Linked DNA regions of Homo sapiens: all the other regions are linked to region 2. Evidence: chromatin loops called from intact Hi-C (ENCODE). Cell type or tissue: CD4-positive, alpha-beta T cell. All regions are shown on one strand. Each heading gives the region's core, and the rest is flanking DNA. Links, peaks and the distances in the headings are about the cores only. Region 1 holds the start of C15orf39 (chromosome 15 open reading frame 39). Region 2 holds the start of IMP3 (IMP U3 small nucleolar ribonucleoprotein 3). Region 3 overlaps ARID3B (AT-rich interaction domain 3B). Region 4 holds the start of CLK3-AS1 (CLK3 antisense RNA 1).

Evidence for each region. A loop is a pair of places that touch in the nucleus more often than their neighbours do. Peaks named below come from ENCODE experiments on the same cell type or tissue, not always from the same donor. Only the 100,000 strongest peaks of a DNase experiment are listed, where the experiment ranks them.
Region 1: a loop joins it to region 2, with 12 times the contacts of the local background. A loop is called at or near these places in 3 of 110 quality-filtered maps.
Region 3: a loop joins it to region 2, with 3 times the contacts of the local background. A loop is called at or near these places in 3 of 110 quality-filtered maps.
Region 4: it touches region 2 in a loop (2.5-fold over the local background); 2 of 110 quality-filtered maps call a loop at or near these places.

Annotation. Positions count from the first base shown.
Region 1 is chr15:75,201,517-75,208,611 of GRCh38, forward strand. It overlaps C15orf39 (chromosome 15 open reading frame 39), which reads left to right and starts at 366. Exons shown (of 3, transcript NM_015492.5): 1 at 366-543; 2 at 4,483-7,095. The coding sequence starts at 4,533. RefSeq lists enhancers at 1-691, 5,759-5,808 and silencers at 173-1,332, 1,453-1,502. In CD4-positive, alpha-beta T cell, for the core only: CTCF peaks have their summits at 3,421 (motif pointing left) and 3,622; DNase peaks (open chromatin) are centred at 1,855 and 3,435; H3K4me3 peaks cover 1,797 bases; H3K27ac peaks cover 1,314 bases.
Region 2 is chr15:75,637,966-75,644,938 of GRCh38, forward strand. It overlaps IMP3 (IMP U3 small nucleolar ribonucleoprotein 3), which reads right to left and starts at 2,259. Exons shown (of 1, transcript NM_018285.4): 1 at 1,128-2,259. The coding sequence starts at 2,203. The coding sequence ends at 1,649. RefSeq lists an enhancer at 1,904-1,963 and a silencer at 2,254-2,413. In CD4-positive, alpha-beta T cell, for the core only: a CTCF peak has its summit at 3,085; DNase peaks (open chromatin) are centred at 1,326, 1,786, 2,326 and 3,066; H3K4me3 peaks cover 2,827 bases; H3K27ac peaks cover 3,319 bases.
Region 3 is chr15:74,541,320-74,548,190 of GRCh38, forward strand. It overlaps ARID3B (AT-rich interaction domain 3B), which reads left to right. Exons shown (of 9, transcript NM_006465.4): 1 at 1-11; 2 at 2,541-3,169. The coding sequence starts at 2,618. Among named protein-coding and RNA genes, the nearest start is that of ARID3B, 3.5 kb to the left of the region's middle. RefSeq lists silencers at 1-146, 663-847, 4,703-5,245 and enhancers at 837-896, 4,829-5,123, 4,946-5,255. In CD4-positive, alpha-beta T cell, for the core only: a CTCF peak has its summit at 2,457 (motif pointing left); DNase peaks (open chromatin) are centred at 702 and 2,482; H3K4me3 peaks cover 1,777 bases; H3K27ac peaks cover 739 bases.
Region 4 is chr15:74,611,245-74,618,339 of GRCh38, forward strand. CLK3-AS1 (CLK3 antisense RNA 1) reads right to left here and starts at 4,548. Exons shown (of 9, transcript XR_007064715.1): 1 at 167-4,548. It overlaps CLK3 (CDC like kinase 3), which reads left to right and starts at 4,592. Exons shown (of 13, transcript NM_001130028.2): 1 at 4,592-4,654. RefSeq lists silencers at 3,367-3,686, 4,107-4,646 and enhancers at 4,735-5,346, 5,347-5,957. In CD4-positive, alpha-beta T cell, for the core only: no CTCF peak of the experiment used is centred there; DNase peaks (open chromatin) are centred at 2,697, 3,597, 4,517, 5,357 and 1 weaker place; H3K4me3 peaks cover 3,127 bases; H3K27ac peaks cover 3,199 bases.

The DNA.
Region 1 (7,095 bases), core at 1,449-6,448, 440 kb before region 2:
TCCAAGCTTACACCGCCACCGCTATGAGGAAGACAGAATTCCACTTTTGCAAATAAGGAAACTGAAGCTCAGCGAGGTCAAGCGGCAGGCGCAAGGTCACATCGCAGCAAGTGGCAGTGAATGAACGATCTAAGGGAGCGACTGAGGGCGCGTGACGGGCCCGCCGGGCACTGGTTCGTGGAGCGTGGCGGTTACGGGCGGTGCACAGCGCCCGCAGCCCGCTCCTAGCGAGCTGGCCCCACGCGGGCCCTCCGCACCCGCTGCCCACAGGAGCGCAGGCTCCCAGAGGCGGGGCCGGGCTCTTCCCCAACCCTGCGAGTCGCCCCGCCCCCGCCCCGCCCCCAGCCCGCCCCGCCCGGGACCGCAGACGGCGCCCAGCGGCGGCGCGAACGGCAGCTAGGAGGGTTGCTCCGGGCTTGGTGCTCACTGCGACTTCCCGCGCAGGGCCCGGTCGGACTAGGACCCGCGGCCTGAGAGACGCTGGAGGATGCGGACGCGGAGGCCGCCTGGGGTAGCGGCGGCGGGAGTCCTGGCGCTCTGCAGGTAGGAGCTCGCCCGCTCGGCGGGCGCGGAAACTTGGGCCGAGTTTGCGGGCGGCGCGTGGAGAAGGGGCGGGTGGCGCTGCCCCAGGGCGCCCCTACCGGCCGGCCCGGGGACTGAGGGAGCCGCGCCTGGGCCGAGGGGCTGCGGCTTCTGGCTGCCGCCGGCCCCCCGCGAACGGGCTGCGGGGCAGGGGTGGCGCTGCTGCTCCGACTTTCCCCGGACTTCGAGGCTCCCGGGACCTGGTAGCGCTCTGGGTCTCCGGCGGAGAACAGGCGCCTAATCTGGCGAGAAGGAACTCAGGCCGAGCCCTCCGGCCTCCCGCAGGACCCTGTCACGTGGATTGCTGGGGGATGGCGTTGAGGAGGAGGTATGGGGACAAGGGGGCACTGGAGGGCTGGGCCTGGGGGCGCCGGGCGCTGAGGCACCGCGGGGCCCTGGACGCGCCCTGCTGGGATGGGACGGCCCTGCGGTTTTCTCGCCACCTCTTGACTCACCCCTCTGGCCTCAGCCCAGGCTGGCAGGATCGCCCTGAGGCGGAGGCTGCCCGGACCCTGTCGCCGGGCCGCCCCTGTTCCGGGACCTCCCGCCGGTCCGCGGGCGTCGGTGTGGGGCTGGGTGCGCGGGCCTGCCTGCGTGCACACGTATGCCCGGGGCCCGAGCGAGGGGAGAGCGCAGTTCTGGAATGGCGTGTGTGCAGATGTGGGCCATGCACGTACGTGCAGGCACGGGTTTGCATGCGTGGCGGCGGCCTGTGTGTCAGCCTGCTGGATGCACGTGCGTCTCGGCGCCGCCGGGAGGGGCTTGGGGACACCCGGAAGCCCGCCAGGTCGGGTGCGGCGGCAGCCTCTAAGCGAAATCGGCTGTGGGCCCTAGGCACCCGAGTTATGTTCAGGGCGGGTAGGGGAAAGGGGATAGAGACCGATCCCGTTCGCTTTCCCCTCCACTGGAGACTTTGGGCTGCCCCAGGTTGGGTTGTAGCGTCTGGAGAGCCCAGAGCCTCAGGTAGGGAAGGTGGGAGATGGGAGAACACTCGGCGAGGCCCGATCCAGCCCTCCGGGAGAATCCAGATGCTGGCCACAATTGGGCAGGAATCGCGCTCTTCTTCCTGGTCTTTGCCATCGGCCATCCCGAGGCCCCTAGAAGGTGAAAGTGGGAACAGAGAGCTGTTTCCTTTCCCACTGCGTAAGGCAGGGGCGGTGCTGCGGTGGTGGGCTCTTCTCCGGGACCCTGGCCTGGGTGCTGGCTGAGTGACGTTGGAGCTTGGCAGAGAGGATCAACAGAGCTGCCTCTCAAGGATGATCTGAGCCTGCTCCCTGGGCACCTGCCCTTTCCGAGAGCTTGCTTGCCTCAGTATGGGTCAGGGAAGGAGGCACCTACATTTTGGCAACTGTCTTGAGTGGAGGAGTCGTCTCCCTTGAGAGAGTGTATCCTGGGCTTTCCACCTCCTACTGGCAGGAGATCAGGTCATTCCCACACCCCTAAGAGTTCTCTGTTGGCTCCCTGAAGCCGCCACCCCTCCCACAAAGACTCCTGAGGGTCCCAGGTGGTTTCCTGTCTATTGACTGGGTCCCAGATAGGGGCCTCAAGAAGTCTCCAGAGCAAAGGGTATTCCATGGGCTGAGACCCAGGAGAGAGGGACTCCTGGGGTGGGGGTGGGGACCCAGCAGACCCCAAGAAGCATGTGGGGGAGGTGAGACCAAAGTCAGTACTTAACCCAGAGTGTCCCAAGGGTGGAGGTGGGGAGGATCCACACTTCAAAACCCTACAGTTCCTTCTCACAGCATTGCTGTGGAGTGAGATGGGGGCTTTCACCCCTCGATAGCAGGTTTCTATCATAGGACACTGCTGTTGGGACTGTCACCTGTGTCCTAATGGCCCCTCTGTGTCTTCTCTAGGCTGGCCTGAGGTGTGGGGTTCTGTCCAGGAGATGAACCAGCTTGCTTTCTGGGTCTGCCTTGGTGGAAGTGGGCATTGGCCCCCACACTAGCCTTGTGTTTTCTAACCCCAAAATGTGCCGGTCTAACTCAGCCTGTGGCTGTCATTGGCTCCAACCAGAAGAGGCAAGGAGAGGGCTGGTCCTTGCTTGCCAGTCACTGAAACCTGTGACACTTTGCCCTAATCATAGCAAGATTGAGCTAGGTGGTCCTTTCTAAGCTACTGAGAGTTTCCAGGAATAGGGTGCTGGCTGGGGGAGGTAGAGGTAGGTCAGTGTGGCCCCAGAAGACAGGCTTCAGATGAGCCCCTAACGGGTTACTGGGTGCCTGCTGCCCTGAGGGGCCTCAGTCCCCATCCTTCCTTGGTCTTGTCTTAGAGCTTTGTCTTTTTTCAGCACATAGTTTTTCCATCAATACAATGGGAGTAGTGGCTAAGTAGCACTCTGGCCCCTGGGGCCTCCCTCCCTGGACTTTTTTCTTTTCTTTTCTTTTCTTTTTTTTTGTTTTGTTTTTTGTTTTTTGTGTTTTTTTGAGGTGGAGTCTCACTCTGCTGCCCAGGCTGGAAGTGCAGTAGCACAATCTTGGCTCACTGCAACCTCTGCCTCCTGAGTTCACGCAATTCTCCTGCCTCAGCCTTCAGCGTAGCTGGGATTACAGGCATGCACAACCATGCCTGGCTAATTTTTTTGTATTTTTAGTAGAGACAGCGTTTCACCATGTTGGTCAGGTTGGTCTTGAACTCCTGACCTCAAATGATCCGCACACCTCGGCTTCCCAAAGTGCTGGGATTACAGGTGTGAGCCACAGCACCTAGCCACCTCCCTGGACTTTCACACACGCCCCTGACGCTGTCTTGGCCCCACCCTGCCATGTGCCTAGGAATCGCCATCTGCAGCTTGGGGGCTGGGGGTGGATCCAGGCTCCTCATGCTCTGGGACCTTCCTGCTGGTGCTGCAGCACCATCTGCTGGGCTGCCCTGACTCCTGCGGAGGGGGAGGAGTGGGGCGAGAGGGGTGTGGCTTGTACAGACTGATGTCCCCAGTTACCTCTCCTAGGGGACTGCTCTCCAGAGCCAAGTCCAGTATCTCAGCATTGGCTTTGGGCCTAGGGACCTGGGCTGGAGGCCCGACTCTGCCATTTTTGACAAGATCAGCAGGTCAGAGGAGTGTCACAAGAAATCTGTGAATTTGTAGACAATACTCAGATTCCATGTTTTGGCTGCAGTGGGCATCACTGTGGCATCTTGGAATAGGACCCTGTGGTGGGAGGCAGGAGGCCTGCTTCTCGTTGTGTCTATTTCATTGGTGACTTTGGGATGAATGGGTCTCCTCATCTGTATATGAGGGGGTGGCGGCAGGGTATGTCAAGTGACCCTGAGACCCAGTGCCCCTACAAATTCTGAAATCCCAAGAAGGAGGGGATCTTGGGAGTTGTATGGAGGAAAATCGAACAGAAGGGGCTCCTGGAGTGGGGATGGGTGGGGGTTCTGTGTAGAATAATTCATTAAACAAAGGGTTCTGCAGCTTAAAATATACGAGTTGGGGTCAGGAGCAGTAGGTGGTTCATGCCTGTGATTTCAGCATTTTGGGAGGCCAAGATGGGAGGATCACATGAGTCCAGGAGTTCAAGACCAGCCTGGGTAACATAGTAAGACCCTGTTTCTACATAAAATACTAAAATGAGCCGGGTGTGGTAGCAGGCACCTGTGGTCCCAGCAACCTGGGAGTTGGGAGAATCACTTGAGCCCAGGAGGTTGAGACTGCGGTGAGCCAAGTTCATGTCATTGCACTCCAGCCCGGGCAACAGAGTGAGACCCTGCCTCAAAAAATACATACACGAGTTGGAAACCTCTGTCACGTGGCTCATGCACTCACAGTCTTAACTGAGCATCATTTAAGCGCCAGGTTCTTAGGTGTAGCCGTGAGCTGATGAGAGCAGCAGCCCTCTGTTGCTTTGCCTGTAGCCTGTTTTCCTGACAGCCCCTGCCTTTCTCTCTCTATCCCAGGTCAGAAGTTGAGTAGCAGGGGCCTAGGAGGGCTCGAAGCCTTCACAGCGATGGCAGAGAAGCGACCCCTGAGAACCCTGGGGCCTGTGATGTATGGCAAGCTGCCCCGCTTAGAGACAGACTCCGGGCTCGAGCACAGCCTGCCCCACTCTGTTGGTAACCAGGATCCCTGCACCTACAAGGGGTCCTACTTCTCCTGCCCCATGGCAGGTACTCCTAAGGCCGAGTCTGAGCAGTTGGCGTCCTGGACCCCATACCCACCCTTGTACTCTACCGGTATGGCAGGACCCCCACTTCAGGCAGACAACCTGCTGACCAACTGCCTGTTCTACCGCTCGCCAGCAGAAGGCCCTGAGAAGATGCAGGACTCCAGCCCTGTTGAGCTCCTGCCCTTCAGTCCCCAGGCTCACTCCTACCCAGGCCCACCACTGGCAGCACCCAAACCTGTCTACCGCAACCCTCTGTGCTATGGGCTCTCAACTTGTCTGGGGGAAGGAGCAGTGAAGAGGCCACTGGATGTTGACTGGACTCTGGCGACTGGGCCCCTGTTGCCCTCAGCTGACCCACCCTGCTCTCTGGCCCCAGCTCCTAGCAAGGGCCAGACTCTGGATGGCACCTTCTTGCGGGGGGTGCCAGCTGAGGGGTCCAGTAAAGACTCCTCAGGGAGCTTCTCCCCATGCCAGCCCTTCCTGGAGAAATATCAGACCATCCACAGCACGGGCTTCCTGGCCTCCAGGTACACAGGTCCTTACCCTAGGAACTCCAAGCAAGCAATGTCTGAGGGGCCCTCAAGTCCTTGGACCCAGCTGGCCCAGCCCCTGGGGCCACCCTGTCAGGACACCGGGCCCACCCACTACCCACCACCCCACCACCCACCACCCCACCCTCCACAGGCCCTGCCTTGCCCTCCAGCCTGTCGCCACCCAGAGAAGCAGGGCAGCTACAGCCCAGCACTCCCACTGCAGCCTCTGGGGGGCCACAAGGGGACCGGGTACCAGGCTGGTGGGCTGGGCAGCCCCTACCTGAGGCAGCAGGCAGCCCAGGCACCTTACATTCCCCCACTGGGGCTGGACGCTTACCCCTACCCCTCTGCCCCTCTCCCAGCACCCTCTCCAGGCCTCAAGCTGGAGCCGCCTCTCACTCCACGGTGCCCATTGGACTTTGCCCCCCAGACACTGAGTTTTCCTTATGCCCGGGATGACCTCTCTCTCTATGGAGCATCCCCTGGGCTTGGAGGGACACCACCTTCCCAGAACAATGTGCGGGCTGTGCCACAGCCTGGTGCCTTCCAGAGGGCATGCCAGCCTTTGCCAGCGAGCCAGCCCTGCTCAGAGCCTGTGAGGCCTGCACAGGAAGCCGAAGAGAAGACCTGGCTGCCCAGCTGCAGGAAAGAGAAGCTCCAGCCCCGGCTCAGTGAGCACTCTGGGCCGCCCATCGTCATCCGAGACAGTCCAGTTCCCTGTACCCCCCCAGCACTGCCCCCCTGTGCCCGGGAGTGCCAGTCTCTTCCACAGAAGGAGGGCGCAAGGCCACCCAGCTCTCCACCAATGCCTGTCATTGACAATGTCTTCAGCCTGGCCCCCTACCGTGACTATCTGGATGTGCCGGCACCCGAGGCCACAACTGAGCCTGACTCTGCCACAGCTGAGCCTGACTCAGCCCCAGCCACCAGTGAAGGTCAGGACAAAGGCTGCAGGGGGACCCTGCCTGCCCAGGAGGGCCCCTCAGGGAGTAAACCCCTAAGGGGCTCACTTAAGGAGGAGGTAGCCCTGGATTTGAGTGTGAGGAAGCCCACAGCAGAGGCCTCCCCTGTCAAGGCTTCCCGTTCTGTGGAGCATGCCAAGCCTACTGCAGCCATGGATGTGCCAGATGTGGGCAACATGGTGTCAGATCTGCCAGGCCTGAAAAAGATAGACACAGAAGCACCAGGCTTGCCTGGGGTGCCAGTGACCACAGATGCCATGCCAAGGACCAACTTCCACAGCTCTGTGGCCTTCATGTTCCGAAAGTTCAAGATCCTCCGTCCGGCACCTTTGCCTGCAGCCGTGGTCCCGTCCACGCCCACCTCAGCTCCTGCTCCCACACAGCCTGCACCCACCCCCACATCTGGGCCCATTGGACTGCGGATTCTCGCTCAACAGCCCTTGTCTGTGACCTGCTTCAGCCTGGCACTGCCCAGCCCTCCAGCCGTAGCTGTGGCCTCCCCTGCCCCTGCTCCAGCTCCATCCCCTGCTCCGGCTCGAGCTCAGGCTCCAGCTTCAGCCCGGGATCCAGCTCCAGCTCCAGCTCCAGTTGCAGGCCCTGCTCCAGCATCTACTTCAGCCCCAGGGGACTCCCTGGAGCAGCATTTTACAGGACTACATGCGTCCCTGTGTGATGCTATTTCTGGCTCCGTCGCCCACTCTCCTCCAGAGAAGCTTCGCGAGTGGCTAGAGACGGCTGGGCCCTGGGGCCAGGCTGCGTGGCAGGACTGCCAGGGTGTGCAGGGGCTGCTGGCCAAGCTGCTGTCTCAGCTGCAGCGCTTCGATCGCACCCACCGGTGCCCCTTCCCCCATGTGGTGCGAGCTGGCGCCATCTTCGTGCCCATTCACCTGGTGAAGGAGCGGCTCTTCC
Region 2 (6,973 bases), core at 1-5,000:
GTCCCCTTCTCTAAATCATTTCTTCACCTAATGCTGCCTCACACCTGGGGAAGCGAACAAGGCACCACTAAAAGCCAATCCACTGATCTCGGCATCCTATTTATTCTCCTTTTAGAAGGCTTGGCCAGGCACGGTGGCTCACACCTGTAATCCCAGCACTTTGGGAGGCTGAGGCAGGATTGCTTGAACTTAGGAGTTTGAGATCAGCCTAGGTAACATGCCAAAACCCTGTGTCTACAAAAATTAAAAACTAGCCAGGGGTGGTGGTACATGCCTATAATCCCAGCTACTGGGGAGGCTGAGGTGGGAGGACTGCTTGAGCCCAGGAGATCGAGGCTGCAGTGAGCTGTGACAGCTCCACTGCACTCCAGCTTGGGCCTTGTGTGAAAAAAAAAACAAAAAGAAAAAAGAATAAAGAAATCTTGAGTAAAACTTGGTAGTCTCCCTTCTTATTCTCTATCACTGCTATCATCTAAATTTCCAGGAACCTCCTGGGCCACTTCTAACCGCTAGATGGCCAAGCTACAGAGTGATTATTTCCTTAGGCAAGCAAACATCCCAGCCCTCTAATACGGTATTTCCTGGGGCTGGAATATCAACAGGAAGTTATGTGAGGAAGAGCTCTGCCAAAACACTCATTCCAAGGAAGGGACTGGTAAAGTGACAAATTTGCCCAATCCTGTACAACATCCTGCATCCTCCACATGTGGCCCTGTTGCACATCTAATCCACAGGCAGGTCACTCGCTGCTGACTCTATTCTTCTCTGGGCTCCTGGGACGTATAAATATGACTCTATGTAAGAAAACCAGAGGCTGGGCGCAGTTTGCTCATGCCTGTAATCCCAGCACTTTGGGAGGCCGAGGCGGGCGGATCACGAGTTCAGGAGTTCCAGACCAGCCTGGCCAACATGGTGAAACCCTGACTCTACTAAAACCACAAAAATTAGCCGGGCGCGGTGGCGGGCGCCTATACTCCTAGCTACTCGGGAGGCTGAGGCAGGAAAATTGCTTGAACCCGGGAGGCGGAGGTTGCAGTGAGCCGAGATCGCGCCACTGCACTCCAGCCTGGGTGACAGAGCAAGACTCCGTCTCTAGAGAAAAAAAGAAAACCAGACAGATTAAAAAGTTGCACTTACAAAGCAGTTGGGGCATTTATTGACATTTAAACAAGGGAGGAGATCCTGAACACTAGTCTCGCTCAGTTTATAAAAACTTGAGGCCAAACTCTCCATCATCTGTACACAGCTTAACCACGGCCAGGAGCAAGAATTCGAGTTAAACGAATTGAACCAGTCCAACCACAAGACGATAAAGGGAAACAGGGCGTGGGGATTTCCAGTTTTTCCTTTTACATTACAAAGTTTCCAACACAAGAAGCCAACAATACCCCAGTGCTGCACCAAGTTACTTCCCACTGTTTCCCAAGGCACAGTCAATTAATAATCAGTAGTCCAAGTTCTAAGAACATTCCCTGGAAAACAAGGACGCACCTCCCGTGGCTCTATGCATGGCCTGCCACTGATGAATCAAATTCTTAAGAACCTACGACCGTCTGATACCCTTGAGGAGAGCACCCTCATAGAATCTCCAGCATCAGGCCTCAGTTTTCCCATCTGTAAAAGACAGCCATGCAAAGTGGGAGATCCGCTAGGCTTCCAGATCGAAGTCATCGCGCTCCTCATTGTACTCTAGCACGTGCCGCTTGATCTTGGACGAGTCCACCCAAGTGACAAAGTCCTCCATGCTGCGCGTGACAAGGAAGGCGGGGTCGGTAACCACGTCAGGGCCCACGCGTACGTGCCCTTGCTCCACAAAGGCCACGGCAGCCTGAAGGTGCTGCGCCATGCGCAGCTTGAGGAGCACGGTGGGGAGGCGGCGGCGGCAGAAGGACGAGGCCGTGACGAAGTCGCAGAGCTCCAGCGAACCGCGCGTGGGCACCAAGCCGAGAGCATACAGCTTGTCCAGCAGCGCGGCCGAAGCGCGCACGCGGAACTGGTCGCGTTCGGGCAGGTCGCGCAGGCGCCGCGCCAGCTCACGCACGGCACGGCTCAGCTGGTTGTAGCGCGTGTAGTCCTCCCGCCGCTGCAGCCGGTAACGCCGCAGCACGCGCAGCTCGTGCAGGTTGTGGTCGGTGACCTCCCAGTTCAGGAAGTCCACCTGCTTCAGCAGCTTCTGCTCGTGGAACTTAAGCTTCCGCACCATGATGGCGGCAGCCGCAGCCGCAGGACCCGAAGCTGAGAGCGCGTTCTGGCATCCGCGCGATTTCCGCCGCGGCGCCCCAAGACCTGGACGGCCTGGGACCCTGGGCCAATGAAAGAAAGACTTAAAGTCACGCCCTCACTTCCCATTGGCCAGGGTGGGACCACGCCTCTGCACTGGGATCTCGCGTTTCTTCTTTTCTTCGCGTTTGCGAGGGAGGGGGTAGAAGCACCGGAGGTGGGTGGTTGGGAGCGGGTCCCTAGGCGGTTCCGCGCGGTTTTTAGTAGCCAAGACTGTATCCCTTTCTGCGGCAATCATTTCCTCCTAGACTTCTGTCCTTTGGGGACTTTCAGAGTCTCCCCCGCAAGAGCTGAAGAGGCCATTTCTGGGGAAGAGGGGTGACTGCGGCTTGTTGATTGGGTTTACTGTGCTAACTTGCACTGGGCTCCTGCCATGCCTTGGGGGAGCTTGCCGGAGCCGGCTCTCCTGGGGCTGACCTGGTAGTCCCCGCCGCCCGCCAGCGTCAGGTCCTTCACCTGGCATGCAGAGCGATCTCTCATTGTCAAGTTGGGATAGGTGGCACCGAACCCATGAAATACTGATTGGCTGCTTCCTAGGCCCACAGAAAAGGGATCTATAAGGGAGTCGCCTGGAAATCTGTATTATTAACTAAAGTGTCAGATGATTCATAAAACCCAGCAAGTTTGAGAAACTTGGACTATAACTACAAGTCCAAACCCTTTAGTCTGTGCTCAAATGAATTATCCTGACATGAATTTCTGGCCACCAAGCATTGAGTTAACAAATTTAATGCTGTTTCCGCTAGTTGCATCTGTAAGTTACATCTGAGTATAGCGCTGCAGACCTAACCCCTTTTTGCCCGGGCATTTGACGCCACCTAGCTTCTCACTGATCATTTTTGTTTTGTATGCTTTTCATTGTCTTTTACAATACAATATTTGAGGGTTGGGCGCGGTGGCACATGCCTGTAATCCCAGCACTTTGGGAGGCTGAGGTGGGAGGATCATTTGAGGCCAGGAGTTCAAGACCAACCTAGGCAAAAAAAAAAAGAAAAAAGAAGCGAGATCCCACCTCTGTAAAAAATCTTAAAGAATTAGCCAAGCATGGTGGTGCGCACCTGTAGTCCTGACTACCTGGGAGGCTGAGGGGGAAGGATCATTTGAGCCCAGGACTTGTAGGCTGCATTGAGCTACAATGGTGCCACCGCACCCCAGCTTGCACAACAGAGCCAGACCCTGTCTCAAAAAGATATATATATATATATAAAATATTCGATATCTGGAAAATAATATAATATGTAAATTATAAAGTATAATAAATACTCATAAACTTAGCCAGTTTAAGAAAACATCACCAGGCTAGGCATGGTGGCTCATGCCTGTAATCCCAACACTGGGAGGCCAAGGTGGGAGGATCACTGGAAGCCAGGAGTTCAAGACCAGCCTGGGCAACATAGTAAGACTCAGTCCCTATGGACAAAAAAAAAAAAAAAAAATTAGCCAGGCATGGTGGCAGCACCTATAGTCCCAGCTACTGGTGAGGGTTTCGGGGTAAGAGGGGGGAGGATCCCTTGAAGCCGGAAGTTCAAGGATGCAGTGAGCCATGATCACACTACTGCACTCCAGCTTGGGCAACAGAACAACATCCTGTCTCTAAAACAAACAGAAAGCTAATACAGATTGTTTGCTTTTTTAATCTAATTGATTTTTTCTTTTTTTTTTTTTGGAGATCGAGTCTTGCTCTCTCGCCCAGGCTGGAGTGCAGTGGTGTGATCTTGGCTCACTGCAACCTCCGCCTCCTGGGTTCAAGCTATTCTCCTGCCTCAGCCTCCTGAGTAGCTGGGACTGCAGGCACCTGCCACCACACCTGGCTAATTTTTTGTATTTTTAGTAGAGACGAGGTTTCACCGTGTTAGCCAGGATGGTCTCCATCTCCTGACCTTGTGATCCACCCACTTTGGCCTCCCAAAGTGCTGGGATTACAGGCATGAGCCACTGCACCCAGCCCCAGAGTAGGTCTTATTGAGAAGGTGATATTTTATAGGGGTTAAGCCATGTGTGGATATCTAGGGGGAGAACATTTCAGGAAGAGGAAACAGTGGAAATGCCTTAAGGCAGGAATGTGCCTGGCATGTCAGAAGAGTAAGAAAGCTATCTTGGCTGGAGCAGAGTGGGCAAGGAGGAGAGGAAGAGGTTAAAGAGCTTGTAGTCCCTTGAAAAGACTTTGGCTTTTATGTTGAGAGGCATATACTTCGGGGTTTTGAGCAAAGGATTGACACTTATGTTTTTTGTTTGTTTTTGTTTTTGAGATAGGGTCTCACACTGTTGCCCAGGCTGGAGTGCAGTGGTACGACCAAGGCTCACTGCAGCCTCAACCTTCCAGCCTCAAGCAATCCTCTTGAGTAGCTAGGACTACAGGCACATGCCACCATGCCCAGCTAATTTTTATTTTTTATTTTATTATTATTATTATTTGAGACAGAGTCTTGCCCAGGCTGGAGTGCAATGGCACGATGTCAGCTCACTGCAACCTCCGCCTCTCAGGTTCAAGCAATTATCCCTGCCTCAGCCTCTCAAGTAGCTGGGATTACAGGCGCCTGCCACCACACCCAGCTAATTTTTGTATTTTTAGTAGAGACGGGGTTTTGCCATGTTGGCTAGGCTGGTCTCGAACTTCTGACCTCAGGTGATCCGCCCACCCTCGGCCTCCCAAAGTGCTGGGATTATAGACGTGAGCCACTGCACCTGGCTACTAATTTTTAAATTTTTTGTAGAGATGGGGTCTCACTATGTTGTCATGGCTGGTGTTGAACTCCTGGGCTCAAGCGATCCTGCTACCTCAGGCTCCCAAAGTGCTGGGATTACAAGCATAAGCCACCATGCCCGGCTCAGAAATTCAATTTTGGACATTTTTGGTTGGAGGCATCCATTAGACTTCTGAGGGGAGATGTCAAGGAGAAATAGATATATGAGTTAAGAGTTTTTTTAAAAAGGGCTGGAGATTTAAAAAATTGGGCATTACTAGAATGAGTGGTATTTGAAGTCATTCGGCTGGATGAGATCATCAAAGGAGTGCCTATGGATACAAAAGACAAGAGGACAACTCTACTGTGGTTACTCTAACGTTAAGAATTATTGGAGGCTTGCTGGGCGCTGTGGCTCATGCCTGTAATCCCAGCACTTTGGGAGGCTGAGGCAGGTGGATCATGAGGTCAGGAGATCGAGACCAGCCTGGTTAACACGGTGAAATCCCATCTCTACTAAAAATACAAAAAGTTAGCCAGGCGTGGTGGCGGGCGCCTGTAATCCCAGCTACTTGGGAGGCTGAGGCAGGAGAATTGCTTGAACCTGGGAGGCGGAGGTTGCAGTGAGCCGAGATCGCACCACTGTACTCCAGCCTGGGTGACAGAGCAAGACTGTCTCAAAAAAGAAAAAAAAAAAAGAATTATTGGAGAGAAGAGGATGAACCAGTGAGGTGGAAGAAATACCAGGAGAGTATGTTCTCTCCAATGCAAATGAAGAAAATGTATCCAGGAGGAAGGAGTGATCAACCAGGTCAAATGCTACCAAAAGGCTAAATAAGAGAAGGACTGAGAATAACCATTAGGGTCCAGCAACACCAAGGCTATTGATGACCTTGACAAGAATAGTTCAGTGGAGTGTGGGAGTAAAAGATTGGCCAGAGGGATTTAAAGAGAGAACAGGAGAAAAAAAATTGGACGCACTTAGTATAGACAGCTATTTCAAGGAATTTTGCTGCAAAGGTGAGCAGAGGAATGGGGCAATAGCTGGTGGGGAAAGTGGAGTCAAAAAAAATTTTGAGATGGAGTCTTGCTCTGTCGCTAGGCTGGAGCGCAGTGGCGGGTGCAATCTCGGCTCACTGCAACCTTTGCCTCCCAGGTTCAAGCGATTCTCCTGCCTCAGCCTCCTGAGTAGCTGGGACTACAGGCACACGCCACCATGCCTAGCTAATTTTTGTATTTTTAGTAGAGACGGGGTTTCACCATGTTGCCCAGGATGGTCTCGACCTCTTGACCTCGTGATCCGCCCACCTCAGCCTCCCAAAGTGCTGGGATTACAGGCAGTAGCCACCATGCCCGGCCTCAAAAAAAATCTTTTTTAACATGTGGGTTGATACTTCACTCAATAGCTGCAGCTTATTGGTTGCTTTCCCAGTCTATTCTACCTCCAAAAGCTCTCCCAGATTTTTGTCTCTCCAGCCTGTTACCCCTGCCCTATGTCAGGCCCTCATCATCTTTTGTCTGCATTCCTACAGTAATAGTCCAGTGTGTCCTGCAGGCTGCCACCAGCAGAGTCAGCCTGAAAACCACTGGGCACAGTTCTCCCTTGCTGTTTCCTTTCCTAAAGGATGGAAATTGGATGCCTGGATGAGGGATGGATGCTGTTTCCTGTGTATGAATCAGGGTCCCAGCAGGAAAGACAGAACACACCCCAGTGAGAATAACGTGAGAGGCTGGGGGTGGTGGCTCATGCTTGTAATCCCAGCACTTTGAGAGACCGAGGCAGAAGGATTGCTTGAGCCCAGGAGTTTGAGATCAGCCTGGGCAACATAGTGAAAAGCCCCCTATACAAAAATACAAAAGTTGGCTGGATGTGGTGGCGGGTGCCTGTAGTTCCAGCTACTTGGGAGGCTGAGGTGGGGAGGATCACCTGAGCCCAGGGAGGTTGAAGCTGCAGTGAGCTGTGATTGTGCCACTGTATTCCAGCCTGGGCAACAGAGTGAGACCCTGTC
Region 3 (6,871 bases), core at 1-5,000, 1.1 Mb before region 2:
GCCCCGCACAGGTAAGTGGCCCGGGTCCGGGCTCCCTCAGGCATGGCGGGAGAGGAGGCTGCGACAGGTGGAGGGGCCGAGGCCAGGAGCCGAGGCAGGTGTAGAGAGAGAGGGGAATGCGCGAGTCGGGGGCGCGGGGACCGCGAAGGAAAGTGAGAGCGCCGCGGGAGCCCCGAGCGCCCTGTGCCCATTAGGGCATTTGAGATAAAGCGTTTGAGATAAAGCGATGAGAAGGGTGAGGGGCCCTGGAGCTGAGTGGGCGCGCAGATAGGTGGGGCGGGGGCCATCGGAAGAGCCAGCGGATTGGCTGGGAGGGTTGGTAGAGGTAAAAATGATAGGGCTGAATGGGGGGAGGTGAATAAAGAATGGGGGGAGGCGTGCAGGGGTGACCGGGAAGGTGGGCTGTGGGGCTTACAGGGGCCCGGGGCCAAAAGAATCCGGCAGCAAAAGCAGGGGAATGGTCAGCAGGCCGGGTTCAAAGCTGCAGGTAGTCCGTTGTACCCGGCTTGGTGGTCCGGGAACTTTAGGGGAAATGGGGGAGGGGCCCGTGTGAAGGGATGAAGAGGTTTAGATTTGAGACATAAGTTCTCCAAATGTAGGCAGGTGGCATTGTTTGGATCGCTGGCTGCTTAGGGACTGCGGGAAAATGGGCTCTTTGGGGGAGGGTGTGTGTATTGAGTTGTAGAACTGAGTCATCTCAGTCTTACTATAAGAGGCTGTGGGAGGGACACCTCCCCCTCTGCTGGGGACAGCATTCAGAGAAGATGGTGCCACAAGACAAGAAGCAGTTGTTCAGTGACTGGCAGGACTTGGTTGAGAAGTTATTCCGATCGTGATTGATTGACTGTAATGACTATGAGGACATTTAAAATGAACACCGAATTATTTGCTTTATTCTGTAATTTTCTTTGACCCAAATTGTTTTCATTTTAAATGAACACTTTTGCCAACTGAATTTAATGTGGATGTAAATCTTGTCATGCTTTTTTACACTGTAAGAAGAGCTAAAGCAGAATGAAAGTATTGCTGCAAGCGTAACTCACACTTTCTGAAGTGCCAAGAGAGGAAGTAAAGGCAGTAAGAGGCAAATTGGAATGCGAATCTTTCACAGAACACAAAAGGCACAAACAGGGCTATAAGATAAACAGAAAATGAGAATTTTTAATCTCTACTAATTGGCCTAGCTTTAAAAATTGTACCCTTTTTTACTCTAACCTGGAAAAAATCTTAAATCCAAGCAGTTTTTATTGCTGAAGATGTGATTACTTCTCCGTGAATTTTTGAAGATACTAAAGACACTTTGTTTTTTGTCTTTCGACCCAATCCTAAAACACTGGAACAATGCAGATATCAAGTCCCAACATGTGCAGTGCAGCTTCTTTCATGTGATGACAAAATTGTACGCCATGTTGCAAGTCCTGTTCACCTAAAATTGCCCTTGCATAGTAATCCATTCAGTTATGGAGACTTGCTGAAGAAACATAACTCAAGTGAAGTTTGTTGGGGGTGAGGGCCTGCAGGGGAGAGGTGGGGGAGTAAAAGGAGAAGAGGGTGTGAAAGTGATGTGTGTTTGGAGACTGATTGGTAAGAATGCAGATAAACCTGCCCCCAGAATGCTTTTGGCCCGAAAGACTTTTCTTTTTGTGTTTGTCAGAGAATATCATAATAGAAATGAATCAGAAAGAAAGGGGATGTGAAGAGATTTACTTCGCTGTTTATAAAAAAGAAGCAGCATTAACTTGTTGTTCAGACAATGTTGATATCTGTTTCAAATTAATTAACTTTAAAATCTCCAGAGGAATTCCCCCGTTTGCTTTTGAGTGACGATTGCAATTTGAGACTCTTGCCTCCTTGCGTGTTTCTTTCATGTTGTTGAAATTGGATTCTTTTTGAGGCTATAATGTCCAGTTAGTATGGCTCAGTCCACTCAACAAGCAGGCTGGCAATTTGATCAGGGAAATTTGAAAAGCTTAGACCCAAGAGCAGCTTGCTTGGTCTTGCTTTTTCTATGAGAGTAAAACTGTCTGCCTGATAGTTCTGTGTCTAGCTTAGAGGTGATATCTTTCTCCTGTGGGCTTGGGAACATACTCTCTCCTTTGCAGGCAGGTCCTTCTTTTCCTTTATTATTGTTGTTTGCATAATTATGCTTCTGCTACAGTGCAAACCCAGTTACCTTTTCAGTAATTAATGTTCAGTAACATTAGTTCAGTAACAGATTAATGTTTGATAATGTAGAGGAAGAGAGATCAGAACACGTTAGCAGACTAGATATTGGCTGGATGTACTTCTTTTAAAGCCTGCTACTACTACTGAAATTCATTCCCTATTTCCCCTCTTAGATCCTGTTTCTCTTCTTCACACCTTTTCCTACCCACCCACGAAACCCCCACCACTCACTCATCTTAAAACTCAGGTTTAGGAGCATATGTTTAGCGTTCGGAACTCATGGCCCTCTACTGGAGAAAAGGAAACCTTTTTATACCTGCTTAACATGGTTGTTTTTTCCCCCTCCTTCTTTGTGGTTTCTGTTAATCACTAAGGTTTAGACCCAGTGTGCCTGGTGGGCTGTGCCCAGGTTCAGAGTCATGCCACTCTGTGGGTGAAGCTTGAGGCAAAAATGGAGCCACTTCAGCAGCAGCAGCAGCAGCAGCAGCAACAACAGAAGCAGCCACACCTGGCTCCTCTGCAGATGGATGCCAGAGAGAAGCAGGGCCAGCAGATGAGAGAAGCCCAGTTCTTGTATGCCCAAAAGCTGGTCACACAGCCGACTCTCCTTTCCGCCACAGCTGGGAGACCTTCTGGCAGCACTCCCTTAGGTCCCTTAGCCAGAGTTCCACCCACCGCAGCAGTGGCCCAAGTGTTTGAACGGGGCAACATGAACTCAGAGCCTGAGGAAGAGGACGGAGGTTTGGAAGATGAGGATGGGGATGATGAAGTTGCAGAGGTGGCTGAGAAAGAAACCCAGGCTGCTTCAAAATATTTTCATGTGCAGAAAGTAGCTCGCCAAGATCCCAGAGTGGCACCCATGTCCAATCTACTTCCAGCACCAGGGCTCCCACCACATGGACAACAAGCTAAAGAAGACCATACCAAAGATGCTTCCAAGGCCTCACCTTCTGTCTCCACAGCAGGACAGCCGAACTGGAATCTGGATGAGCAGCTCAAGCAGGTCAGTCTTTCTGGTATTGTAGGTCATTTGGTCTTCCTGAAGGCCAGAGAGGGGTCATGGACTGACAGGGTCAGGGGCTGTGCCAGTCTGTGCCTTCTCACCCCACTTCGGTGACCAACAGCCTAGACATGAATAGACTTTGGATTTTTTTCTTATTTAATATTTATTTTCTTCATTAAAGCAATGAAATATATGTTACTCTTTTTTTTTTTTTTTTTTTGACATGGAGTCTCACTCTGTCACCCAAGCTGGAGTGCAGTGGCATGATCTCGGCTCACTGCAACCTCCATCTCCCAGGTTCAAGCGATTCTCCTGCCTCAGTCTCCTGAGTAGCTGGGACTATAGGCGCGTGCCACTATGCCTGGCTTATTTTTTGCATTTTTAGCAGAGACGGGGTTTCACCGTGTTAGCCAAGATGGTCTCGATCTCCTGACCCCGTGATCTGCCTGCCTCGGCCTCCCAAAATGTTGGGATTACAGGCATGAGCCACCGCCCCTGGCCTGTATGTTACTCTTAATATAGGTTTTGCCAAGTTTGATGTGAAAGAATGTCAATACAATCTTCTTTTTTAAAGGAAGGATGAAGTTGCAACAGTGTTGTGAGGAATATCTAAAATGAGATGTGTGACTAATTACAGCTTTTCTAATAATAATGTTTCTAACAGTAATGTAAAAGAAAGTTCTTGCCTAAGACAGTTTCTTAGCTCCAGGCTAACCCTCTTTAAGGACAGTTGGTTGTTTTGGAGCTAAACACAGCTGACAAGAAGCACTTGCATTGTATATATTTTCCAACAAAGAGCCTTGTAGACATGATTTCATTTCACTCTTACATCATCCCCTTGACAACAGGGAAGGGTAGACCTCAAAATTTCCTTTTTAGTCAAGGAAAGCTGAAGTGACTTCCAAATGGCTGAGTATCAGAGTCAGTTAGGGAGCTTTTTAAAAAATACAGATTGCTGAGTCCTAATGAATTATCTTGGAGGGTGGAGCCTAGGGAATCTTTGTTTTCAACCAAGCCTCTTCTCTTTGTGACCCATAATATAGTTTTTCCTCGCCCAAAGGATGGGAGTGATGATAAGTTGTTCCAGCTTAAGTGACTTGTTGGTGCTTAGTAAGGGAGTTCATGGGTACCCTGCAGAAGCACACACACTTCTTGTGATCCAGTGGTACTGTTTAGAAATCATTTGTGAAAAGCTGTGGGTTTTCACAGGGCAACTGAGAAGTCATATAAGAAAGGTCCTTTGGAACCCAAAAAATCAAACATCTTGGATCAGGAGGTCTGTACAGTAGATCTGAGTTTTACAACAATAGTGTTTGCAGCCAGCAGTGGGATTCAAATCCCATCACTTCCAAATATTGCCCTTGTGATCTTTTAGTAGGGCTCTGATTTGCTCTGAGCCTGTGTCTTCTCATCTGTGAAATAAAAAGAGTGCCACTGCCTCCCATGGATGTTGTAAGGATTAACCGAGCTAGCACATGTGAAAGCTTGTCCAGTGCCAGGCACATGGTAGGTAATAGTGCCCGGGGGAGCTCTTTTATGTAAACAGTGCCATCCTCTCCTGCATCACATAGACATGCCTCTGAAGTGGGAGATGTACTGAGATACACAGAGGTTTTCACTCATCACCCAGGGAGATAGTGGCAGAGCTAGGACTAGAATCAGAGAATCCCAACTTCCACGACAGCAGCACCCTGGCCGCCAGCCCAGACCCGCCTCCCACTGATTGCTTTGGTTTAGCAAAACATCTGTGAGTTGCCGGCTGCCCCCGCACTGCTGTGTGGTTGGCAGAGTTCCATACCGGCCGCTGAGTCAGCTCATAGCAGGATCCTGCCCTGACAGCGCTGGGAAAGTTCAGGCCCGAGGCGGCTGGGCTGCCCCCGCCTTGGCAGCTGGCCAGCGTCTGCGTGTGTGCGGTCGTTCCTAGAAAGTGCAGCCGCATGCGAGGAACAAGTGGAGCTCCAGAGCCTGTCTGTCTTCAGGAAGTGTAGCAGGTGTTGAGGTCAAGCCATTAGAGGTTTAAAAAAAGACTCTTCAGAACTGGCGTGTGCATGTGCACACGTGTGCACCGTGGCAGGGCACCCAGCATCATGTTATCTAGATGGTGGCAGCCCTATGACTACGTAGCTCAGTATTCAGGGGGCTGGCTGTTGGCATTTGAAACTCTTTGCGTTCACTTTATGTTTCTGAGGCATATTCACTAATTATAGACTGCTTGGCAGAGCACCTGCCAAAATGTTTTATAAATACCACAGTAGCTGAGGTATAATCCCTCACCCAAAATTTACCTTCCCCCAGGATTTGGAGATCAAGAACTGAACTGGGGGGCTTTGGGTAGCAATGACTTAAACCGTCAGATGTGCACGTCCTTTTCCCCTTTAATTTTTAACATTGATTTGATCTGTGCTCTCCTTTTCTATAAATCCTGATTTTAAAGGAGTAAATCATATGCTTGGGGATTTTAAAACTTTTTTTTTAGTATATTTTAGAAGGGCCAAAAATAATAATATTCTTGGGGAGAGCCTATAGAAACCATTACAGATCATTAGACTAGCTTGTTTTGTTGTTCAAAATCTTTACTTTATGAAACTTAATGGAGTGCAAAAATAGAATATCCCTTGCTCCAGCAACAATTACAAAGACCTTTACAATTGACACAGATCTTTCCCCCCCGCCTTCCCCCTCCCCCGCCGACACAGAGCGCACTCTGTTGCCCAGGCTGGAGTGCAGTGGCGCGATCTCGGCTTCCTGCAACCTCCGCCTCCTGAGTTCAAGTGATTTTCGTGCCTCACCCTCCCTAGCAGCTGAGATTACAGGCATATGCTACCATGCCTGGCTAATTTATTTTTTTATTTTTATTTATTTTTTTGTATTTTTAGTAGAGACAGGGTTTCGTCATGTTGGCCAGGCTGGTCTCAAACTCCTGACCTCAAGTGATCCGCCCGTCCTGGCCTCCCAAAGTGCTGGGATTACAGGCGTGAGCCACCGCGCCTACCCTGACACAGATCTTATTGTTAATGTGATACAGTGTCCATCTTGTTCTTTTGAACAACAAACTTTTACAGAGGCTTCTTTGTGCCAGACCTGTGCTGTATGAAACAAGGCATGTTTCTCTCTCAGGGAGTTCAGGTCTAGCGGTGGCAGTGTGGGAACCTCAAGGGGGATTCGAACTTGGGTTACAATAATTTGATTCTGTCCTGAGTCTACTGGAGCCCAGCCACCCAGTCTGCTATGGCAGAGATATTTTAAAACAGAGTTTTGTTTCAAACATTCACATGCCAAAGTTTAAAAAGTTAATTTTGTCTACAGCATAGCATAGCTTGGCAAACCAACAGGAATACTCAGAAGTATTTTGCAAGATTTTGGGGTAAGGGAGGACAGGCATCTGCTAACTGAAAAGTGAAACTGGGAAAGCTTAAGGGTTCCAGAGATTATTCTTTGCATCTGAAATCCCTTACTTAGAACATGTAAAGTCAAAATTATTTCGTGGATTCTCTTTGAAGAAACTCTTAGAAAATATTTGCTTCTCAAGGCCTGGATTGTTAAGGTGTGGTATTATTCTCTGACACCACAGTGATGGGAAGATGGATAACGCCATTGAGCCAAGTGTTCTAAAACCCATCAGATTCCTATGGGCAGAGTAAATAATTGTAAAACAAGAAAACAGACAAAGAACTGAGTGTTCCTTTTCTCAAAGGAGATCAT
Region 4 (7,095 bases), core at 1,309-6,308, 1.0 Mb before region 2:
TGCCCCAGACCCCGGAAAGCCTCCCTGAGAATATGGCACCAGATGTGGACACCAGCTCTGGGCATTCTGGAGCTTCAGCCTGCTAAGGGGATCTTGCTAGCTCAGGGGACCTCCTTTCAGCTACAGAAAGCCCAGGAAGAAGGAATGGGGGAGGACAGGGCCTCACTTTCTGCTTTAGGGACCAGCCAAGTCCCAGCTTGTGCTCCCGCCTCTGCAGCACCAGGGCTTGCTCCGACAGGGCCTCCGGCACTGCCCGAAGACGGCTTGCCAGCTCGGCCCTCTGCTGCCTGCTTTCTGCCAGCTGCTCCCACAGGTCCTTCTCTGCCCGCCTCCAGTCCCGCTCGGGGGCCCTGTTGGAGCACATGCCAGGGAAAGAGGAGCCAGACTTCAGCCCAGGCCCCAGGGGGCTGCCATGCCCAACTTTCCTATGCTCACCTGCACCCTTCAGTGGGGCTTGGTGGGCAGACACGGTCCAATGCCCCGAGGAAATAGGAGTTCCAGAGACAGCGGGCAGGGCTGGGCATCAAGTCCATGGGCTCTGCCTCAGTGGGACCTGAGAACAGGACAGATCCTGGAGCTGGGGTAGTCTTGGCTTCCCAAAGCACCAGGCTCTGAGGCCTCTTCTCAGACTCAGAATTGAGGCCCTTTGGCTGAGCACGCACTAAAACCCTTCAACCCTGATCCTCTGGCCCGAAAGTCTCCTGGTGATTGGAACTTCACTAAACACCAGCCTCAACTCCACTAAACAGTTCTCAGTTCCCAGTGGTTTCCATGAGCTGTGGGTGCTGCCAGGGGTGGCCACTTGCTGAACACAAACCCCATTATCCTCACAGCAGCTGGTCTGGGGAGGCGCAGCAGGCACTCCTGAGGGGAAATTGGTGCCCAAGTCCGGCAGGGAGTCCCGTGAGGAGCTGCAATCCCCACCCAACACTGTCTGCACCAGAGCCACGTTCCCCCTTCCAGTGTGGAAGTCTGGAAATGGCAGGGGAGCATTTGGGGGCCACCACAGTTTAGCTATGATGTGGGGGTCAGAGCCCTTAAGTCAAGTCACTGCTCAGGTACCTCTCTGGCTTCCATAGCTTCAGCTGTAATATGGAGGCCCTGACGGACCTCTCACCCACCAGCTTGGTGAGGAAGGTCAGAGGGTAGACAGGGGCTATTCTGCCAGTGTTGCCATCCCTACACCCCTCACCATCACCCTCCTCACCTCTAGGGTCTGGGCCCAAGTCCACTGCCTCCCAACTCCCAACCCTGGGCACGAGGCACCCTGCCCTGGCTCTGAAAGGGCACAGGAGTTGTCTTCACCTAAGCAGTGGTTACACCTAGCACCTCTACCACCCCCACCCTGACCTCCCCACTCCTCACATTCCCAGGCCTTCTCCACTCAGGATGGCACCATCGCCCACCAGGCCTTCTCCCCACTGGACAGCTTGACTCTCCTCTCCCCTTACTCCAGGCCCAGGCTCCTGCAGCCCCCTCCAAAATTGTCTCCCCTCCAAAATGTCACTGCCACACAAGGCTTCTCTAAGACAGACCATGAGGACTGGCCGCTGCCCCCACCTCCCATACTGGGTACAGCTCCCACAATGCCACTCTACCTGGGTGCTCTGTCTTGCCAGTTAGAAGTGACAGGCTTTCCATGGCAGCCCCCTGCCCTTAGTGAGAAGCTGAGCTGTGCCCAGCTTGGTCCGGGAGGGGCTCATGGTCCACAGAATGGAGTGCACATGCAGGCCAGATTGTCCTGAGCAGGGGGGCAGGCCAGGGCAGCCCCAGGAAGGCTTTCCAGGGAGGTGACCCTGGGGCCAAGGCTCAGAGGTGAATTAACTGCCTCCAGAGAAGGCAAAGTCAGATGAGGCAGACAGAGGAGACAGTAAGGACAATAGAACAAGGAGGGCATCAGAGCAGCTGGGCCTGGCGGGCAGTGAACTGAGCCCTAAGCTTGGTGGAAGTGGAGGTGGGGGGCAAAAGGGAGACCAAAAGGGGTGAGAGGAGCTGTGGGGTTTGGGAGGATGCAGGGCAGCGGCACCTCCCCAGTGCCCTTGAGATATGCTACAGACCTCAACTCCACAGAGGCTGAGGACCCAGACAGGAGCTTGGGCCTGAGGGGCAGTGGAGGTGGAGCAAGCCTCCTCTGAGGTGGGGATGGGAGTGGAGGAGTTACCCAAACCTCACCTGGGGGCAGATCTTTCTCCAAGTTTCTGAAAGGTGTGAAAGTCACAAAAGAATGAAGCTCTAAGGGTAGAATCTCAGGCAGGATGGCCTCCAGGCTGCAAAGTGTGGAGAGGGAGACAGCTGGGAGATGGCTTCTGTTCCACCTCAGAAAAAGAGAGTTGCTTCGTGGCTGGGAGGTAGGGACTCCTGGATTCTCAGTGGTGGGCAGTTTTGTGGGAAGGTGACTAACTTACCCCATCAGAGCCTATAGCTCAGGGCAGGGCTGGGGACAGAAGCTTCTCTGAGAACATCCATCCCGGGGACAGAAGCTTCTCTGAGAACATCCATCCCTCAGGGCTAGTATCCTGGAGCCATGGAAACTCAGGCAACACTAAGTGGTGGGAGGAGGAGACACCAGAGAGGCCTCCTACTCCACCTCATCTGAGCTGATGAAACCCCGAGATGGAACCTGGCTAGTGTGGTCGAGGCCATGGGTACCAGGCAGGAATGGCATCTCAGATGGCCTGGGATTTTTCAAAATCTTCAGCTTTTGAGATAGGACCTTAGGGGGCAGGACCTCAGCAGCCAATCTGGGTCACCCACTGTACACTGAAGCGGCTCCTAACTTTCTTTTTTGAGACGGAGTTTTGCTCTCTTGCGCAGGCTGCAGTGAAGTGGCGCGATCTCGGCTCACTGCAATCTCTGCCTCCCGGGTTTAAGTGATTCTCCCACCTCAGCCTCCCGAGCATCTGGGACTACAGGCGCGTGCCACCACGTCTAGCTAATTTTTGTATTTTTAGTAGAGACGGGGTTTCGCCATGTTGGCCAGACTGGTCTCGAATTCCTGACCTCAGGTGATCATCCACCTCAGCCTCCCAAAGTACTGGGATTAGAGGGGTGAACCACCGCGCTTGGCCGATTTTTTGTTTATTTTTTGAGACAGGGTCTCCTTCTGTCGACCAGGCTGGAGTGCAGTGGTGTGATCATAGCTCACTGCAATCTCAACCTCCTGGGATCAAGCGATCCTCCTGCCTCAGTCCCCTGCAAGGAGCTGGAACTACAGGCATGCGCCACCCAGTCCGGCTAATTTTTGTAATTTTTTGGAAGGGGACCCAGTTTTGAATTAGCTTCTGTTGTTTACTTCGGATAGCCATGGTGGAGCTGGCAGAGATTTAGGGGATACTAAACACCCCTACAAATCACGCCTTGAAACCCCCCGTTTCAGGGAGAGCCGCTGGCGAAGGACTTGATGCGCAGCCGCAGCTCGGAAGCGGGGGGCTCCCCTGCGACACCTCCCCGCTTCAGGGGCGGGCCCAGACCCGCGGGGAGGGGCATGGGCGGGGCCGCGGCTGGCTGGCGGCCGCCGGGGCGGTGCTGGGGAAACCCTTGGCGCCCCCGCGGAGCGGTCCCAAGGAGGGGGCGGTGCCTGGAGGGATGGTCCGCCCCGACTGCGGGTTTCTAGCCCTCGCGTGGCGTGGGGACAATTAGGCGCCACGCCCTGTCGCTTCACTGCGCGACGCTCGCGAGGCCGGGGACGCCACTCCCAGACCGGGCGGGACGCGCACGCTCACAGTGAGGTCTCAAAAGATCCCCACCTCAGTTTTCTCATCTGGAAAGTGGGGCCTCGTAATCCTGTCCGACCCGGCGCGGGACAGTAGGTGTCAGGGATTTTGGTGACCCCACGCTCGAGGCCTCTGCAAAAGGGGGCTGTCCAGTGGCCCAGAGACGCAGCCGGCGGGGCTTTTGTCTAGCGGGGGAGTCTTAACTGAGAGGCCACGCAGGCCGGCAGGAAGCCGCTCCACAGGAGGGGGCTCAAGGAGAGGGGATCTCCTCCCTCCAGACTCCGGCCCCGCCAGAGTAGCTCTAGGGTATCTTCCCAGAAACTGCCCCGCACGCACTGGCGAGCTGGGAGCGCCACCACGGCTTTCAAAAAACCCGCACACACCAAGATAATAATGTGTCGTTCGCTCGTTTCGCGCAAGCGGAGTCGCGTCCGCCTTCCCGAGCTCCGGCACACAGACCTCAGGCCGCTCTCGCGCTCTCCGGGGCCCCGAGAACAATGCCCGTCCTCTCCGCGCGCAGGAGGGAGTTGGCGGACCACGCGGGGTCGGGGCGACGGAGCGGGCCCAGCCCCACGGCCAGGTCGGGGCCCCACCTCTCGGCTCTGAGAGCCCAGCCGGCCCGGGCCGCGCACCTGTCAGGTCGGGGGACCTACGTGCGCCGCGACACGGCGGGAGGCGGGCCGGGCCAGGCTCGTCCCCTCGGCCCTCCCGGAACTAGTCTCCTAGGCCGCGGCGCCCGCCGGAGCGGAGAGGGCTGGTGCCCCGGAGCCTTCGAGTCGGGGGCTAGAGCGGCCAGGCCTCCGAGCCGGGTCGAGCCGAGGCTGGCGACGGCTGCGTCACGCGAGGGGGCGGGGCTGCCACGGGCGGAGGTCGCAGCCGGAAGCGGAAGAGGCGCTCGGAGCGGGGAGTGGGGCCTAGCTGCAGCCGGAGCCTGGGAGACGGTAAGTGTGGGCTGGGGTCCGCGGCGGCGACAGCGGCGGCGGCGGCCGGGGGTGAGTCGGCGGGGCAGGCGCGCTGGTGCCATTCGGTCTCGGCCTACTCCCTTTCTTTCTCCTCTTCGGCCCATATCGGGCCGCGACCTCTCACCCCTGACCCGCTGCTTCTGCCCCGGAGGGCGGTCACTGCAGACCCTGACCTCGACCCCACGGTGTTGAAGGCGGAGCCTGAACGGCCTCTGGGGCCGCTCAAGGGTCCAGTTTGGGCTCTGTGCCTGCCCGCGGAATGGGGTCGGGGTCCGACGTAGAAGAGCCAGAGAAGCCCTTCAGACCCCTCCCCTACCCCTGGCTTCAGGCTTAGTCCGCAGATGACTCCTCCCTTGGCGGCCTGGAGTTTGATTCTGGCCCAGTCCGGCTTTCCCTCTGTCCCCGGGTCTCCCCTCGGCGCCACTGGTGGCGGTTACAGGGGATGGGACTCTGAGACCCCCTGGGACCTGGGGCGGCAGGAAGGGACGCGAACGAGGGCGCAGGCTCCCCTGTGTGTTTTGTTGTGGTGGTAGAGCCACTCCAGCCCGGAGGATGGGCTAGGCCAAGCTGACAGTTCAAATCCCCTGGCTGCTCCTCCGTCCCGCCCGGGAGTCTCTAGCTTTAGTTCCGGGTGTGGGTGCCCTGATGTGGAGCTGGGGTGGAAATTGCCTGAACCAGGCCCCCATCAGAGGCGGAGTTGGCGGCCTTCCAGCTTCCCTTCTTGATGCCCTTGAAAAGGAGGAGCGTTTCACCGTTGGTGGTGGAGGCTTGCGAGGTGGCAGGTTTGAGGTTGCAGTGGTAGGGCAGTCCAGCCAAAAATAACCATGGGTGCTGGGGTGGCTGGAATCCGGGAGGGCAGCCGCTGACCTGGCTGGCTGCACTTCTAGTCAGCCCAGTTCTCTGGCCAGGAACAGCAAATGAGAAGCCGACAAGGCCTGTGCTCAAAGTTGACATCCTTGGCTTGGTTTTCTTCATATCACCTTTTTCCTCATTGTGCAGAGCAGAGCTTCCCAAAGCATAATTGTGGCCTTTAGCTGCTTTTTAAACAAGCTGTTTGCTGAGGTTTTCGAGAATCAGAGATAATTGAGAAATGGGCCCTAGAGCCCTGGCTGGGAGGATGATATCTGCTATTTCCAATATTTTACTTGCCTAGAATGTGTTAAAGGAAGGATACTCTTCTCTGTTATTGCTTTGTGTGTGGTACCTTATAACTCTCATGCTTGTCATCTCTTTTGCCAGGCTGAGAGATGTTATCTCCATTTTCCAGGCATGCTAACCAAGGCCTAGAGTGACTTGTCTAAGGTCATGAGGCTGGTATGTGACAGCACTAGGATTTAGTTTAGTTTTCTGCCAGAGCTCTTGCCTCCCAGTTTCCTTGGAAGGGACTTATAAAATGTCTGTAAGGCATTTAACACAGCCCTGAAGTGTTACCTGGAACTTTCAGATGTTCATGAAAAGCTGCCACTAGTACCTCTGTGGGCACAAAGCTGTGCTAGGCATTTCACTTATAGGAGAGAGATATTTAATCCTCACAGAACCTTGTAAGAGATTACTATTCCCTTGTTGCAAGATGAAGCTGACGGTCAGAGTAGTGTAATAATTTGTTCAAAGGCACACAGCTAGAAGTGGCAAGCCATGATTCAGATTGACATCTATATGACTCTGAAATTTTGTTTTCCATTGATGTGAATATGTATGGACATAAGAATCTTCTAGGTCCCAGGAGGTAGTCTTTGGCGTGGTGTGACTGTGACTGTGTCCTCCAGCTCTGGTGTTTGTCTGCCCAGTGAGGATGGGCAGGACCATACTTGCCTTGTGGCACGACATGTGCCCTGGCCAATAGAGCATCTTCTGGGTCAATTAGTGGGGTGTGAGTTCCTGCTTTCATTCCATAGCTTGGGCACCTGACCCAGAGTAATTGCAGGAAAACAGTGAAATATTAGTCAGCTGATTACCAAAACAACAAATCTAAGCTTTTGGGGAGGTGATTTCACAAAATATTTATCTCCAAAGACTTCCCAGGTACACGGGGGAAGACAAGTTAGTGGGGAGATGGAGGGCTTTCTTAGGGACACGGAGAGGCTCCCAGGGGTTTGGTCACATAGGCCTCACTGTCCTGCTCAAGCATGGGGAGCTGTTCTATGCTGCTTTTCTCCTGACAGACCCTGCTGGTGAGATGGGGCAGCCTCAGTGGGTTTGTACAAAATGTGCTTGGCCAGGCAAGCTCAGGACTGACCATGACTGGAGGTTGGCTGTGGCCAAGTGTGAGTGTTGGGAAGAAGGCTGGCTCCATGGAGGCAGTCAGGGATTGACGTATGGGTGGAGCAGGTTGCTGGCCTCACATGGCCAGCTTTCTCCGCTGGTGGCAGATCCAGCCTGGCAATTTCATTTGGTGGATATAAGTCCTCACTGAACAGGGA